Linked DNA regions of Homo sapiens: region 1 is linked to region 2. Evidence: chromatin loops called from intact Hi-C (ENCODE). Cell type or tissue: CD4-positive, alpha-beta T cell. All regions are shown on one strand. Links, peaks and the distances in the headings refer to the core of each region. The heading gives the core; the rest is flanking DNA.

Region 1 (8,342 bases), core at 129-8,128, 59 kb after region 2:
TCTTATGACAGGAAAAACAACCAAATTAAAATATGGGCAAAAATTATGAATAGATATTTCACTAAATAAGACGTAGGAATGGCTAATAAGTACTATACAGATTAATGTTCATGGCAGTATTATTCTAACAGCACCAAAGTGGAAATAAGACAAATGACCAATTAGTATAGAATAAATAAAATGCAGTATTTATGCACACAAATATTGAGCAATATGAAGAAATGAACTGCTGATACATGCTACAACACGGATGAACTTCAAATACCTTTCGCCAAGTGAAAGCAGCCATATGTGAAAGACTAAATACTGTTAAGATTCCATTTAAATGTAATTTCCTGAAAAGAAAATAGATCAGTGTAGCCTGAGAGAACAGGAGAAGACTAAATACTGTTAAGATTCCATTTAAATGTAATATCCTGAAAAGAAAATAGATCAGTGTAGCCTGAGAGAACAGGAGTGGGAAATGATTGCTAATGGGATTGAGGGAACACTTCGGGTGATGAAAATGTCTAAAACTGGATTGTGGCGATTTCACAACTCTACAAATTTACTAAAATAACATGAGATTTACTCTCTTAAATCAGGTATACAGTACAATACTGTTAACTATATGCACAACATCCTACAGCAGACCTCTAGAACTTACTCATCCATATTACCAAAACTTTATATCCATTGAACAACAACTCTCTATTTCTCCCTCCCTTCAGCTCCTGGCAACCACCATTCTATTTTTTGCTTCTGTGAATCTGGTTATTTTAGATAACTCATAAAAATGGAATCATGTAGTATCTGTCCTTATAGGAGAAGATTATTTCACTTAGCATAATGTTCTCAGGGGTTCATCCATGTTGTCACATATGGTGGGATTTCCGCTTTTTTTTTTTTTTTTTGAGACAGAGTCTCACTCTGTTGCCCAGGCTGGAGTGTAGTGGCATGATCTTGGCTCACTGCAACCGCCACCTCCTGGGTTCAAGCGATTCTCCTGCCTCAGCCTCCCGAGTAGCTAGGATTACAGGCATGCACCACCATACCCAGCTAATTTTTGTATTTTTAGTAGAGACGGGGTTTCACCATGTTGGCCAGGCTGGTCTCAAACTCCTGAGCTCAGGTGATCTGCCCGCCTCAGCCTCCCAAAGTGCTAGGATTACAGGTGTGAGCCACCTCACCCGGCCATTCCTTCTTTTTCATGAATGAATAATATTCTATTATATGTACATCCCACATCTTCTCTAGCCATCCATCCATCAATGGACATTTAGGCTGTTTCCATGTCTTGGCTACTGTGCATAATGGTGCAATGAACGGGGAAGTGCAGATACCTCTTTGAGATCTTGATTTCACTTCTTTTGGATATACATCTAGAAGTTTTTCTAGAATTGCTAGGTCATATAATTCTATTTTTAACTTTTGTAGGAATCTTCATACTGTTTTCTGTAACAACTGTACCATTTCACATTCCCAGCAACAGTGTACAAGGGTTCCAATTTCTCTAAATCACTGCCAACACTTCTTTTTGTTTTGTTTTTGTTTTTTTGATGATGGCTGTCCTAAGAGGTGTGAAGTATCTTATTGTCATTTTGATTTCTATTTCCCTAATGATTAGAGATGTTGAGCACCTTTTCATATACCTGTTGGCCATTTCTATGTCATCTTTGTAGAAATGTCTTTTGAAGTCCTTTGCCCACTTAAATATGAGGTTATTTTTTTGCTCTTGAGTTGTAGGAGTTCCTTACATATTTTGGACATTAACACCTTATCAGATAAATGGTTTGCAAATATTTTCTCCCAGTGCATGGTTTGTCTCTTCACTCTGTTAATTGTTTTCTTTGCTGTACAGAAGCTTTTTAGTTTGATATAGTCCCACTTCTTTATTTTTCATTTTGTTGCTTGTGTTTTTGGTGTTATAATCCAATAAATCACTGTGAAGACCAATGTCATGAGGCTTTCTCCTATATTTTCTTCTAGGCATTTTATGGCTTCAGGTCTTACAGTTAAGACTTTAATCCATTAAAAAAATTTTTTTTTTGCATGGTGTAAGTAAGGGTCCAGTTTCATTCTTTTGCATGTGGACATTAAGTTTTCCAAGCACCATTTTGGTGAAAAGACCTTTCTTTCCCCATATGTATTCTTGGTACCCTTTTGAAGATTAGTTGACTGTATATGTGTGGGTTTATTTCTGGGTTCTCTTTCCTGTTCCCTTGGTCTATGTGTCTGTCTTTATGCTAGTACCATACTGCTTTAATTACTATAACTTTCTAATATATGTTGAAATCAGGAAATGTGGTATCTCCAGTTTTATTCTTCTTTCTCAAGGTTGTTCTAGATATTGGGGGTCCTTTGTAATTCCATATACACTTCAGGATTGGTTTTTCTAGTTCTGTAAATCAATAATTTTTTTAAACAAAAAAATTTTAAAACAAATGAGTGCTATGGTTTGAATGTGTCTTCCAAAGTTCATTTGTTGGAAACCTAATCCCCAATGCAAAAGTGTTGAGAGGTGGGACCTTTAAGAAGCAATTAGCTCAGGAGGCCTCTGTCCTCATGAATGGGTTAATGACCTTATGGCGGGAGTGGGTTATTGCAGGAGTGAGTTCCTGATAAAAGGATGAGTTCAGCTCCCTTCCTTTCTTTTTCCCTTGTATGTTGTGTGCTCTCTTGTCCTTCTGTGTTCTACAGTGGGATGACGCAGCAAGAAGGCCCTTGCCAGACGTGGGCCCCTTGACTTCTCAGCCTCCAGAATTGTAAGAAATACATCTTAGTTCTTCATAAATTATCCACTCTCAGGTAGTCTGTTACACCAGCACAGAACAAACTCAGATAATGAGGTAGGCCTATATATACTGTCATGAAAAAAATTCAAAGACAAATGTTTTGTTTCTTCACATTTTAAAAAGTCGCTTTTAAAAATCAAGGTCATGCATGTACATAGCTTTTTAACAAAAGCAGTACACAAGGTCTTATGACAGAAAACAATGCACCTTACACACACAGGCAATCATTTCCGCTCACAGTTCTTCTGAAGGTTACAAGGTTACAAGTATACATTGCTAATTAACGTGCCTTTGTATACCACATCCTGCATCTAATCTCTTTCCCACCTCTACCAACAACCTCTAGTCCAAAACCACCATTGTGTTCTGAAAGGACAACTGAAATAGCCTCTTACCTGGCCTTCCTTCCTGCTTTCAAACTTCCCCACCAAACAGTCAGAACAATGCTTTTAGATCACTGCACTCCTTTACTCAGAATCTTCCAGTGCTTTCCCATCTCGCTCAGGGTAAAATCCAAAATTTCCACCTTGGCCAAAAAGGGCCAATATGGCCTGGTCTTCCACTACTTCTCAGACTCATTTCCTGTTATCTCCTTCTCCTACTCATGCCTTAGCCATATGGACCTCCTTGTTGGGCCTTGCAAACCCCAGACATGCTCTTGCCTCCAGGACTTTGTAGGTGCTATTTCCTCTGCCAGCAATGCTCCTTCTCAGACAACCTTGCTCCTTCACTTGCTTTGTACCTCTGCTCAAATACTACCTCTCCGAGAACACTTTCCTCAGAACCCTATTTTAAAATGCAGCTCCATCAGTCTCTATCTGCTTACCCTGCTTTATTTTTCTTCATGTTACTTGTCACTACCCAAGAATTTTCTTTCATTGCATGCATCTGGGTTCTTTCTAGCCTGTTTCTCCACAGCTCCTTAGGGCAACTATCTTTGCTTGCGTGGTTGCAACTTAGTTGCAGGCATATTAGTATTCTAGCTCAGTGGGAGGGAAAAATAAATAAGGGCTCATATGAACACACATTACTTTATGTTCTCCTGAAAAGAAATTAGTGATACAGCCATATCAGAGTTTGGGAGGCTTGGGAATGCAATGTCATTGTGCACATATGTGCCTGACCAACAATCTACTGCTAGAGAAGAAGGAGAGAACTTACTTTGGTGAACAACATGCCACAGTCCTCCACAATGTGTGGATTTTAAAAACTGAAAAATAATCTGTAAAACATATAAAATGTTTAAAATATAAAAAACCATCATGTAAGATATTACATAATTATGACCTGGTAAATATTATTCACCACTGAAACAAGTGCTCTTTCTACCAATCTACTCTGTAGTATAATTAAATTTAAACTATGTCTTTTTACGTGTGGTTTCCATGTTCTTTGTGGAATTTCTGGTTGCTTTTTACTGTTTTTTGTTGTTGTTGTTTTTTTGTTTTGAGACAGGGGCTCACTCTATCACCCAGGCTGGAGTGCAGTGGCATGAACATGACTCATTGCAACCTCGATCTCCTGGGCTCAAGTGATCCTCCTGACTCAGCCTCCCAAATAGCTGGCACACAGGTGTGTGCAACCACACCTGGCTAATTTTTCTTTCCTTTTCTTGTAAAGATGAAGGTTTCCCTATGTCGCCCAGGCTGGTCGCAAACTTCTGGTCCCAGGTGATCCTCCTGTCCCAGCCTATCAAAGTGCTGGGATTACAGGCATTAGTTGCTGCACTTTGCCTTTTTTTTCTTTTCCACATTTTTACATAGGCATTTTTCCAAGTTCTCAGCCATACTATCTATTCTATGAAACCTCCCTCCCTCCCAGGGTCCCTATCATGCCGTCCTTAGTTCTCCTGATTCACCATTTCTTGGATCCCATGTTGTCCTCTTCGATTTATTCCTTTTGTTGCTGGAGTACAACCTCAGGAAAATTTCTAGGAAAGGGTACGAGTTCTCACCCCACGTATTTACCATCACACTTGGTCAGTTCTAGATTCAGAACCATTTCCCCTGAGCACTGTGAAGGCACTGTTCCCTCATCCCACAGAATCTAGTGTTGCTGAGGGACCTGTGTCATTCCAATTTCCTTTACTTTGGAGACATCTTATCCATAGAAAGTTTAAAGATCTGTGTATGCTCAGTGTTCATAAATATCCCCAAGACCTTTTCCATGTCTCCTCCTTGATTTTGAGAGACTCTTACAAAGTTGTTTCAGGTGTCCCCAAATCCTGAAAACTTAACTGTATTATTTACTGAACAATGATCTTGCCCCTGTTTTCTCTGTCCCACACTAGAACCCCTCATCAGACGTGGACCCCTTGTACCAAGTCTCTGTGTTTTCTTTTGCAAGTAACAAAGATCAATACTATAACACTTTTCACTTCATGGGCAATGGTGAAAAATGTAGTGTTTGGTTTTTATGAGAGTATGAGGAAGTGACCTCTCATATACCACTAGTGGGAATGTGTATTGTTATAACCTCTCTGCAGGCCAATTTCAGAGCCCTCAGAGGCTCTAAAAACATTCATATTCTTGAACTAAGCAGCTTCTAGGAATGCAATCTCTAGTTCTAGGCACACAAGCTAATAAAATAGATATGAGTGAAAAGACAATTTTTTAAAACACCATGTCCATCTCAATGAAATAGCAAAAAAAGGAAGCAATTTAAATGTCAACCGATAGGATATTCTTTAATGATATCATGGCAGCATGGGCTATCGTGTAACTCTTTAGAAAAATGATGTGGATCTTATTTATTGCCATGAAAGATGCTCATGTTCTAGAGCTATGTGAAAAGGACAGAAAGTAGATTAATCCTATTAAAATTATACATATCCATACATATACAGAGAAACGCTAAAGTCTCTAGAATGATATACAACGTTTATACATTGTTTATACAATGTTACACAGAAATGTTCACAGAGATCTCTTTAAAATTATGGTTGATTAGAAAAAAATTTAGCTTAAGTGTATTCTTTGATGTTTTCTTTTTGCTATGAACATAGAGTTTTATCAAAAAAGAGTTAATGATATAAATCTCTAGACAAATTTAAAGTATTTTCCATACAAACATCAGTAAAGCAGAATTAACCAGAGGTAAAAACATATAAGTATGGAATCAAAATATGTGATCTTGTCCCAGTTCTACTAACAACTGTGTCACCTTGAACAAATATCTTAACAGCAGTTTACTCAGCTGTAAAATAGGGAAAAATAATGGTTGCCTATCTACTTCACTGTGTCATTATGAAAAAACAAATAAAAGTATATTTAAATGTTTTGAAAAGCGTAAAATACTACAAAAATGAATAATGGAATAATCAATATTATCACCAAAGCAATTGAAAATATAAATGTTGGTTTGCTACAGAATGGGAGAAAATATTTGCATCTGACAAAGGTCTAATATCCAGCATCTATAAGGAGCTTAAATAATCCCATGAAAAAGTGGGCAAAGGACATGAAGAGACACTTTTCAAAAGAAGACATACATGCAGCCAACAAGGATATGAAAAAAAGCTCAATCACTGATCATTAGAGAAATGCAAATCAAAACCATAATGAGATACCATCTCACACCAGTCAGAATGGCTATTACCAAAAAGTCAAAAAATAACAAATGCTGGCAAGGTTGCAGAGAAAAGGAAATGATTATACACTGTAGGTAGGAGTGTAAATTAGTTCAACCATTGTGGAAAGCAGTATGGCGATTCCTCAAAGAGCTAAAAGCAGAACTACCCTTTCTTTGACTCAGCAATCCTATTACTGGACATATACCCAGAGGAATGTAAATCATTCTACCATAAAGACACATGCACGTGAATGTTCACAGCAGCACTATTCACAACAGCAAAGGGATGGAATCAACCGAAATCCCATTAATGATAGATAGTATAAAGAAAATGTGATTATATATACACCACGGAATACTATGCAGCCACAAAAAAGAATGAGCTCATGTCTTTTGTGGGAACATAAATGGAGCTGGAGAGGGTACTATCCTTAGCAAACTAACGCAGGAATAAAAAACCAAATACCACATGTTCTCACTTGTAAGCGGGAGCTAAATGATGAGAACTCATGAACACAAAGAAGGAAACAACAGACACTGGGGCCTGGAGGGTGGGAGGAGGGAGAGGAGCAGAAAAAATAACTATTGGGTAGTAGGCTTAATACCTGGGTGATGAAATAATCTGTACAACCAGCCCCTGTGACACGAGTTTACCTGTATAACAAACCTGCACATGTTTTCTAAAATTTAAATATCTTTAAAAGTTGTAAGGTTGAGAGGGTAAGAGAAGGAAGGGAGAGGAGTATGAGATGTGGCTCAGACCAAGAGAACTACTGTAGCAGGAAACTGGTACAGCGGCAGTGAGGACGAAGGCAGAAAAACCAAAAGGACAGTCCTTATCATGTTTATAATTTTGTGTAGGGCTGGCCTGACTCTAAAAGTAATAACAATATATTTGCCAAGATAATAACTATATATTTAGTTCACTGATAAACCATAATGCTTATTTTCCATGGAACAGTCCACTTACGTGTTTTTGAAACCAGCATAATAACAATATATAAATTTCCCCCAATAGGAATCTCCTTGCAGTTGAGCTATACAAATGAATTGGGAATTTTATGATTTTCCTTCCTCCTCTTCACTTGCATAATGGGCTACATATATAACTACACACCCCTTACCTCACACTATGGCACTAAGCTAATTATAAAAGCCTGTTTAAATCTAGCCACCTGTCTTTTGTTTTGCTGCCTACCTGGGCCTTTTCCAAAGAGGCAGAAAAATCTCCTATCAGTCTGTTATCACAACCAGAATGCAAGAGATTAGTGACCAGGGAGAGAAGCAGAATCAGTTTACATCCTTTCAGGCAAAAGAATAGTATTACTTCACAAGCAAGAAATCTGGGGCCCCCTGACCTTAATTTAGGAAACCTGCAGTTAATCATCATGTTAAAGTTGGTTTTACATGCGAGACAGTTTTTGTTTCCGCTGTTATTTTTACAATTTGAGTGTCCTTTGTGATTACCAAAATTATTTGCTGAAAGGCATATATCAACATTTAAAATATTTAATCCATAATAAAGTAGGCCTTACAGATTAGGTATATCTGAATTAAAATATACTCGGTGTCAATTTTTTAAAAAGCTTAAAAAAATATTGCTTGTGTTTATCCAGAGTACAATTTAGCAATCTAACTCTGCTAATTATGACAATTAATATACTTAATTTCTTTCTTAATTGAGGAATAAAAAGGTTTTTAACTGTAATCCGACAACCCAAATAAAGAATCACATAAATCCCACCACTGGCACACACTCACCTCTCTCCCAAAAGGTCAATTGTTTCTTGAAGGAAAGAGAACTAAGCCTGAAGCTACAAATTTGGCAAGGAAACCCGGTCAAAGAACAGCTGTGCAAAGCCAGGGAGAACTAGGCAGGTGATCAGGTCAGTATGCAGAGGTTCTGATGACACTCAATTGAACCTGGCTACTTTTTCATAATCGAATACTTAATGAAAACAAATCTAATTAACACCATAAGCCAAAAGGAGGCACAAG
Region 2 (8,342 bases), core at 281-8,280:
TGCAACCTCCATCTCCTGGGCTCAAGTGATCCTCCTGCCTCAGCCTCCCGAGTAGCTGGGACTACAGGCATGTCCCACCATGCCTGGCTAATTTTGTATTTTTTGTAGAGACAGGGTTTCACCATGTTGCCCAGGCTGGTCTTGAACTCCTGACCTCAAGTGATCTGCCCTTAGCCTTCCAAAGTGCTGGAATTACAGGTGTGAGCCACTGTGCCCAGCCAAGATGTTTTGAAGACAGAACCAACAAGACTTGTTTGCTGGACATACAAGAGAAAGAAGAATTCTGAATGGTTGGTTAGTGACTTTTACTGAGATGTGGGAGAACAGAACCCAACCAATTTTGGAGAGAAAAATAGGTGTCATGGACACACTAAGCTTGAAATCTCTTTAGATGTACAAGTCAAATGGAGATAAGGCAGTTGCACAGTAGGTGTCTGGAGTCCCAGGCAGAGATGCAGTTAGTTAGAAATCTGGGGTTAGTGCTGCACAGGTGATGAGAGCCATCAGATTTGATGCGGACTCCTAGAGCATGAAGACTGAGTCCTGGACACCCTAGAAAAGGAGAATAAGCCAGTAAAGAAAGGCTATTGAGAAACTGTGGCCAGTGAGCCAAGAGAAGGACAGTGTGGCATCTTAGGGGCAAGGTGAAGGAAATGTTTCCAGAAAGGGAGGAGTCAACTGTGTAAAATGCTTCTGTGGTAGGGTAAGAAAGAATTGACCAACCGGGCGTGCTGGTGCATGCCTGTGGTTCCAGTTAATTGGGAGGCTGAGGTGGGAGGATCACTGGAGCCCAGGAGGTTGAGGGTGCAGTGACACCTGCACCTGACAGGGACTGTTTCTTTCTTAAAGGTTGTCTAGAGGCTTTTTACAGTTTGGGTGTGATGAAAGTAAAAACCTCATTAAATGGTTCAAAAGGAAATGGGAGGGAGAGGAAGTAAAGATAGCATATGGGCACCTCAAGACATGTCACTTTGGAAAGCAGAGGAAGGGGAAGCAGGAGGCAGATGTGGTGGGCACACGGGGCAGTTTCGACTCATTTTGAATGTGACAGCGTGTGTGTATGTTGATGGGACATTGCTGGGATAGGAGAGAAGAAAGGTGCTAGCAGAGGAGGAGATGAGAACGGTATTTCACTGCCCCAGCAAGGCAGGCAGAGCAACTGGAGGTGGGTTTTATGTGGAGGGTTGAAGCAATCCCACTTTCAGTGCTTCTGATTTTCTTAATTAGAAGTAAAGTGATCAGCAGAGGGAAGGAGATGGGTGTTAACGGTTAGATAAGAGGGGAGATGGGAAATAGAGAACTTGTAGAAGGGGAGAAAGTATGGACCGAGACCCAAGTGGGATTGTGGCTCAGGTGCAGGGCAGGCCTGGCCCTGTGGACAGTCGTGGGGCTTCCTCCAGACCCATTTCCCTAGCACTCTTCATTCAGTTGGGCTGCTTGGAGAATGCATTGCTTAATTAACATAGAAATTACAAAGGCTGACATCCTTTCTAAGTATATTTATGTACTATTTTGCTGCAGTCAAAAATATATTGAAAATACTTTTGATTCTGGATCATTTTCAGTCTGTTTTTAGAGTGGTGTTAAAGGCACACTGCATGTAAGTGTATATAAATTCTTAAATGCTGGCCGGGCGTGGTGGCTCATGCCTGTAATCCCAGCACTTTGGGAGACGGAGGTGGGCGGATCACGAGGTCAGGAGTTCGGGACAAGCCTGACCAACGTGGTGAAACCCCGTCTCTACTAAAAATACAAAAATTAGCCGGGTGTGGTGGCGCGTGTGTATAATCTCAGCTACTCAGGAGGCTGAGGCAGGAGAATCGCTTGAACCAGGAGGTGTAGGTTGCAGTGAGCCGAGAGCACACCACCGCACTCCAGCCTGGACAACTAGAGCGAGACTCGGTCTCAAAAAAAAAAAATCTTAAATGCTGACACTAAGATGGGATCTTGTTTTTTCTTACCAGTTGCCTCATCTTAATATGAGCACTAAAACTCCATTTATTTGGGTGTCTTCCTATTAATCAAGATTTTACTCTAATAATAGCATGTGTAGCTGTCTCATTTCCAGAACATGGTTAAGGAATTTTCAGCACAAATTATTGCTTGGAGACCATGAGGACTAAAGGACTGTACTTTTTCCTTCATCTGCCAATGTCGTGGGCTAAAGTTTGTTCATTTACAGGGATCAAACTTAACGTAGGTGAGGATTTTTTGGAAGCCTCCGCACAGCTTCCGCTCGACACTCTTGCTTGACTCTGCTTCCCCCAGATGACTTGCATGTTTGCTAAATCCAGTGGTCCCTTCTCATTCTTCATCTTAACGTCACCTGGCAACGGCATTAGACAGAGTTGATCGCTTTTCCTCCTCCTTGAAACATTTCCTCCTCTTAGCTTCCAGGATACCACATCATCTTGGTGTCTTACTACCTAACTGGTCATTCCTTTTTAGCATCCTTTCCTGGGTCCTCCTCTTCAGCCTGAGAGTGCCCAAGGTGGAATTCAGTGATCTCTCATCACTGTCTGTAAATAGCATCTCTGTGCTGATACTTACATCTCCAGCCAGACCTCTCTCTGGAGCTTCAAGCTCCTGTAATGCAGCTGCTCACTCAGTAGCTCCGCTGGCATATCTTAAAAGACATTTCAAACATAACGTGTCCAGAACCGAACAGCTGATCTTCCTGCACAACCCCGCCCCACCCATCGTTTTCCTCACCTCAGCTGATGGCAGCTCCATCCTCACTCTGACACCCCACATTGACTCCATCCTGAAATCAGACTGTGCCACTTCTCAAAACCTTCCCGTTTTACCATGAATACAAGCCAAGGTGGCCATGCCTTGCCACTGCAAGCTCTGTGTTCTCCTCACTTCCTCCTGGCTCCCTCCACCCTTCCCGGGTCCTTGCTGCCACTGGATCCTGCTGGGCCTGCTCCTCTGGAGGCCTTTGGCACTGCCTGGAAATCCTCACCTGCCCCCATATCCACCCAGCGAATTCCCTCTTCTCCTCCAAATCTTCATCCAGATGTTAACTTCCCAATGAAAACTGCCCTGGGTAATCTGCTTAAAATTACAACCTGACCATTAAACCCTACTCCCTCCAGACTTTCTCATACACAGTTGTGTTTCCCTTGACGCAGAGCAGTAATCACATTCTAACGTTTTCATTTATTTCCCTTTCCCTGCTCAATGTGTTTCAAGCACCAAAAGCAGTGCCTGGCACCTAGTAAGCACTCAGGAAATCTATAAATATACGCTGCATGGAGTATATGCTTGCTGTAGAGTGGTAACTGCATCAAGAAAGCACCCTAATGACAGGCAGAAACGGGAACTTTAAGGTTGTTTTAAGTTTGGAAAGGGTTTGACCACGCATGATGCATTCAAATGTCCACCTTGATTTCTCTTAAGCTGCTGCACTTCCTGATTGATCATCACGGATAACCTAATAGAGCTCTCCTATGTGTGTCCTGTTTTGAAAATAAGCTGTTTGCTGAAGATACTGACATTTTATAGTAGATGGTTATTATCTAGTGCAGCATATTTTTCTAGATGAGATACTTGTTTTCTTTCTTTGCAAATATCTAATATTAAAGGAAAGAAAACATAAGGCAGCTCATCTGACTGCTGAATTCCGTGCTTGGGAACTCATTTTCTCTCACATGTTTTTTGCCTAAGGAACAACATCAAGCCTTTTTGTATCAGTTAATGCAACATCACCACCAGCAGCACCACCAACCTGAACTTCAGCAGCTGCAGATCCCTGGACCAACACAAATACCCATAAACAACCTTCTTGCAGGTACACAGGCACCCCCACTTCACACAGCTACCACCAACCCATTTCTCACCATCCATGGAGATAATGCAAGTCAGAAAGTAGCAGTAAGTATATTTTCCTTACTACATCTAATGAAACAAGAACTGTATTGATTAATCGGAGATGATCATTTTCCAGCCTGGTTTTGTTCCCCTGATCATTTCTTCTTAAAACCAGTTGCTTTTAGCAGATGGATATTATAGGCAAAGGATCTAAGCCAATTTATACGTCCCCTAAGTATATCAGTTTGAATTTGCACATTAGGTTTGAAGGCTGTTTTGTAATTCAGCAATTTTCAAGATGACAAAGTTAGCAAGTCATATGGGACAATCAAATCAAAAGACAATAGTTGGTGCTTTCTGAGAAGCTTTGTTTATAGAACCAGTCTATATATCTTGGAAATATTTTTATTTTACTCCAAAGTGCTTTTTACACATTAAGTATATTTATTACCAAGATGAATATATACATTTTAGGGCACACAATCCAATAATTCTACCAGATTAGAGGGAGTAAATCACAGTCACATCTGTAATGGAATTCAAATTTTTAGTTATTAATTTCATGTAAGTGATGGCATCGTACCCTTTCAATGTGAAAGTTAAATTAAAAATGGATGCAGGAACAGTATTCTACACATACAGTAGAACCCATTTTAAGGCCGTTTCGATTAATTCTCCCCTTCAATTAGGTCTACTTTACTGGAGTATAAATGTTTCCCCTAAATTCCAGTTCAGGGCAGAACCCTGTTAGAGGAAGGCTATGGGGATGTAGAATGGAGACTGGACATCAGGAAAAGGAAGAAGGGAGGGACTGAGGTGGGAGACTTGGCAAATGAGTGTTCAAAGTTGCAGTGTTTGCTGTTTCCCGTTACTTTGAAAGTTTTGTTTACTGTGCTTTTAGTCTTCAGAAACTTTAGTTTGTACTTAGTAACGAGAATTATTCAAAATAGAGGATTGTTTTTCATGAACTCTTCAGTGCTTTCTGTCTGCCCTCTTGTCTCGCCTACTTCCTGTCATCACACACCGCATTACCTCTCCAGTGTTCTGCTGACATGGACAGTTTTCAGTGATTCTGTATTGAGTTCTTTGGTAGTATTTTTTCCCCCCCAGTGTTTCACCAAGTGTTTTTCTTGTGTTAAGAAATGCACTAATTACAAACTTTTCCTAGGTTATACAATATGAAATGTATTTAATGGAAAATCACAGTAATTTAATGAGCTAATAGAGTGCTCATAATAGAGAACACAGTGCTGGGAGGTGCTGTTTGCTTAGTACCCTGCTATGTGCCAGGTGTCCTTGCAAGATACAGTGACATTTGTGATTTCAGTCTTTAATAATAGGCTGTAACTCCATTTTTTTTATAGATTAGTAAAAGGAAACGCAAAGAAAGCCCAAGGACAAATAGCAAATGTGGAATCACAGCCGATGACTTTCTTAGCCCATAAAAATTTCATTCTCTACAGTACCATGTTACTTCTGTGGAAAAGTTGATTTTGGAAGATGAATTCTGCATTCATTCTTTACAAGTTCTGTCCCTCAGATGGGCCCACCTCTTTGGTCTTTTTATACTGTTGAATTTAATGTTTTTAAAGTATTTACTAGTAAATTCATGTCTATATATTACGTTGCAAGTAGCCTTGCCAACTTGCAAGAAAAAAGGGAGTAACTTTCTATACCACATTTTATCTCAGTCACAGTTTCAAATTCGGAGAATATTATCAAAAGTTGATTTAGCTAACGCATCTGCTCTTTTGTTTACCTGCAGAGACTTAGTGATAAAACTGGGCCTGTAGCTCAAGAGAAAAGTTGACACCTGAGAAACATCTAGAAATTGCCTATCCTGCTGTTCTAGCACTTCATCTGGCTGCCTTTGCAGTCCTTTTACTACAGCTATGAAGAAACGCAACAAGAAACTCAATGCACAACAAAGGATTAATTGCTGCAAGGACATTCTTGTAAGGCTTTGATTAGTTTTCTTGTTGCTTTGTTGCACTGAAATGGAATTCCCATGCCCCTACCCCTTACCCCAGTTTTTTGAACATGGAAAGAAAATTTAATAACTTTTTAAAGTGACATAATTTACATGCAATATGTTTATCAACTCAAGAATTTAATATAGTTGGTACACAACTAGTTTTGTTTATAAATTGGAGATGCAAATAGCAAAACTAAATACTTGCTCCATTTACAAACTACTTGATTTTATTGTACAAGTTGAAATATGCTCTTTTGTTTGGGTTACAGTATGCTTGCTCTAAGTCAAATTCCAAGGAACTAATTTCTTCTCCTGGAGTTGCATTGATTCAGTATTACAAATATATAGCACATCACCTGGGACTTGGCAATCTTTGTTAAAAAAAAATTTCCTTTCTAATGGGATTTGGCCAATTTTGGTAATGAAGTTAGGATGGTAATGTCTGCATCTGCTAAAGGTAATTTTCTTTTGAGAATTGCTTTCTTTAGTGTTAAGACCTACTCATATTTTGAAGAAATCTTGAGTTAAGTGAGTTCTGAGGCTGCTGGGGGAACCAGATCAATTCAAAGCTAAATACTTCTTTCAGAAAGGGGCCACTGTGGAAAGTGCTGGTGGGGTTTGCCCTTGATCAAGTGCCTCCATTGTGCTGCAAGGGCTGTAGACAGCAGGGTGGGACAGTCAGTCCTCCGAGCAGCAGGAATCATCCCGTCACCTGCAGCCTTCCCATGCTTCCGCCTTTATTCAGAACTTTCTGTGCCACTGTAGATAGCTCAGGCAAAACTATTACCTGGGTATTTATCCACTAATGAGTCACAAGAAAAGGAGTGGATTTGGTAAGAATAGAGATTTGTTTTATTTAAACCACTTCCCATTACTGACCATTAAAAGCTCACCACTAGAGTTCCTGAAACAGGTGAAACCTGTATGACAGCCCTTCCACTTTGGGGAGCCACGCTTTTGATGTGACAGTACCGCAGAGTGATTCCCCCACTGAGGATGTCATCATCAAACTCTTCTTTGGTGTGTGAATTATTAGTGGAAAAGACCCAGCTGTAATTAGACCTCCACTGTGTACTTAGCTGGAAGAACATGTTAATTCTGCAATATGTTTCTTGGTTAAACATTGCACAGTTCTTACCTCATTTCTGTAAATAAAGTTTTGTGAATCTGTTTTGTATTGTGACAAATTCATAAGATAACATTGATATTTTGATTTGTAATATTTCTAATTGGTAGATTTAATTGAAAAGTAAAATTAATTTATTTTTATATGTTCAGGGGAATTTTAAAGTCAAATCTTTTGTAGATAATTTAAAAAATCAGTGTGGTTTATTTTACTTATTTAACCCACTGGTTGTTATTCTGTAACAGTTTGTATAAATGGTAAATTTTGAATGTGTTGTTATTTTACCTAGATGTAAAATTCCACATGTATTAAAATGTACAAAATGTTTTGTTAATAAAATTTAATAATGTTTATAACTCCGTGCCATTCTCATTTGGAGAGGATGGAGGGGGTGCACCCATGTTGCTTCCTCAGGGAGTCTTGGCCTGTGTTTTGTGTTTGGAGCACTGGTATATTGCCCCGGAGTTAATGGAAACTCTCATGAGCAAATGCTATACGATGTGCAAAGCATTCTGTAAAGCACTGTGCGGTACAAACCCACCTCGGGCTCAGAGATCTTGGATCATCCTCAGATGAGACGGAGAGAGAAGAGGGAAACAGCCTTGGTGGAGATAAAAGGAAAACAAAGTCCTTTTAGATGAGATAATTAGAGCCCGTTGATAAAGCAGTACTCACACTTGGTAGAGAGAGATTCTTCTTCTTTATACAGTTAGCTTTAACTAGAGGCATATCCATGAAAGAGAAGCCCAATCTACTTAGTGGTCTTGGGGTCTTGGTAAGCATCAGAATCACCTGTGGTGCTTTTCAAAAATATAAATGCTCAGACTTTTTATCCCAGACTTAATTGAATCAGAACATACTGATCTGTGTCAAGTGCTCCTGGTAATTAAGAGGCACATGAACAAGAAAAACTGGTCCTAGGCTATAAACTTTATTAAGGAGTGAGTTTTGGGTTCCTGGAGAGATTTTTTTTATGCACATGAAAAATAATTACGACTCTAGAAAGTCGTCTCTTCTCCCAAGGCGAAGGATTACCTTCCCTCTAGAATGACAGGTGACTCATCCATCAACTCCTGCGAGTTTAATTCCTCAACATGTGTCCTTTGCCTTAGCTGCATGTTTGTAAGTGTCCGCTTCTGTAGCTCTCTGGCTTCCTGGAGGCTCCGGGACGTCGACCTCGTCATCCTGGGTTGCTGCCCTGCAGGGCCCTGGCAGCTGCTGGTTCACATGTGCGCCTTGTGCTCTGGGAAGGGCACTGAAGAGCTGCTGCCCTGCTAGTGGCCCTGAGCCTTGAAGAAGGTCTACACTGGCTGGTTGCCGTCTGCACTTCTGTACTTTAGTCCTGTGGATGTGCAGTCCGTGTTGTGGGTCAAGATCAAGCACTGGGCCAAGACAGAAAAGCCAAGTCGCTGTCTTACGCTGCCTACC

What was found. A loop is a pair of places that touch in the nucleus more often than their neighbours do. Peaks named below come from ENCODE experiments on the same cell type or tissue, not always from the same donor. Only the 100,000 strongest peaks of a DNase experiment are listed, where the experiment ranks them.
Region 1: a loop joins it to region 2, with 9 times the contacts of the local background. A loop is called at or near these places in 2 of 110 quality-filtered maps.

What each region holds. Positions count from the first base shown.
Region 1 is chr10:21,795,095-21,803,436 of GRCh38, forward strand. All of the region lies in intron 9 of DNAJC1 (DnaJ heat shock protein family (Hsp40) member C1), which reads right to left. Among named protein-coding and RNA genes, the nearest start is that of DNAJC1, 200 kb to the right of the region's middle. RefSeq lists an enhancer at 1,303-1,841. In CD4-positive, alpha-beta T cell, for the core only: no CTCF peak of the experiment used is centred there; no DNase peak of the experiment used is centred there; H3K27ac peaks cover 551 bases.
Region 2 is chr10:21,736,361-21,744,702 of GRCh38, forward strand. MLLT10 (MLLT10 histone lysine methyltransferase DOT1L cofactor) reads left to right here. Exons shown (of 23, transcript NM_001195626.3): 22 at 3,670-3,876; 23 at 5,579-7,270. The coding sequence ends at 5,623. The region is part of intron 1 of LOC107984214 (a long non-coding RNA gene); the gene reads right to left. Among named protein-coding and RNA genes, the nearest start is that of MLLT10, 210 kb to the left of the region's middle. In CD4-positive, alpha-beta T cell, for the core only: no CTCF peak of the experiment used is centred there; a DNase peak (open chromatin) is centred at 4,831; H3K27ac peaks cover 1,546 bases.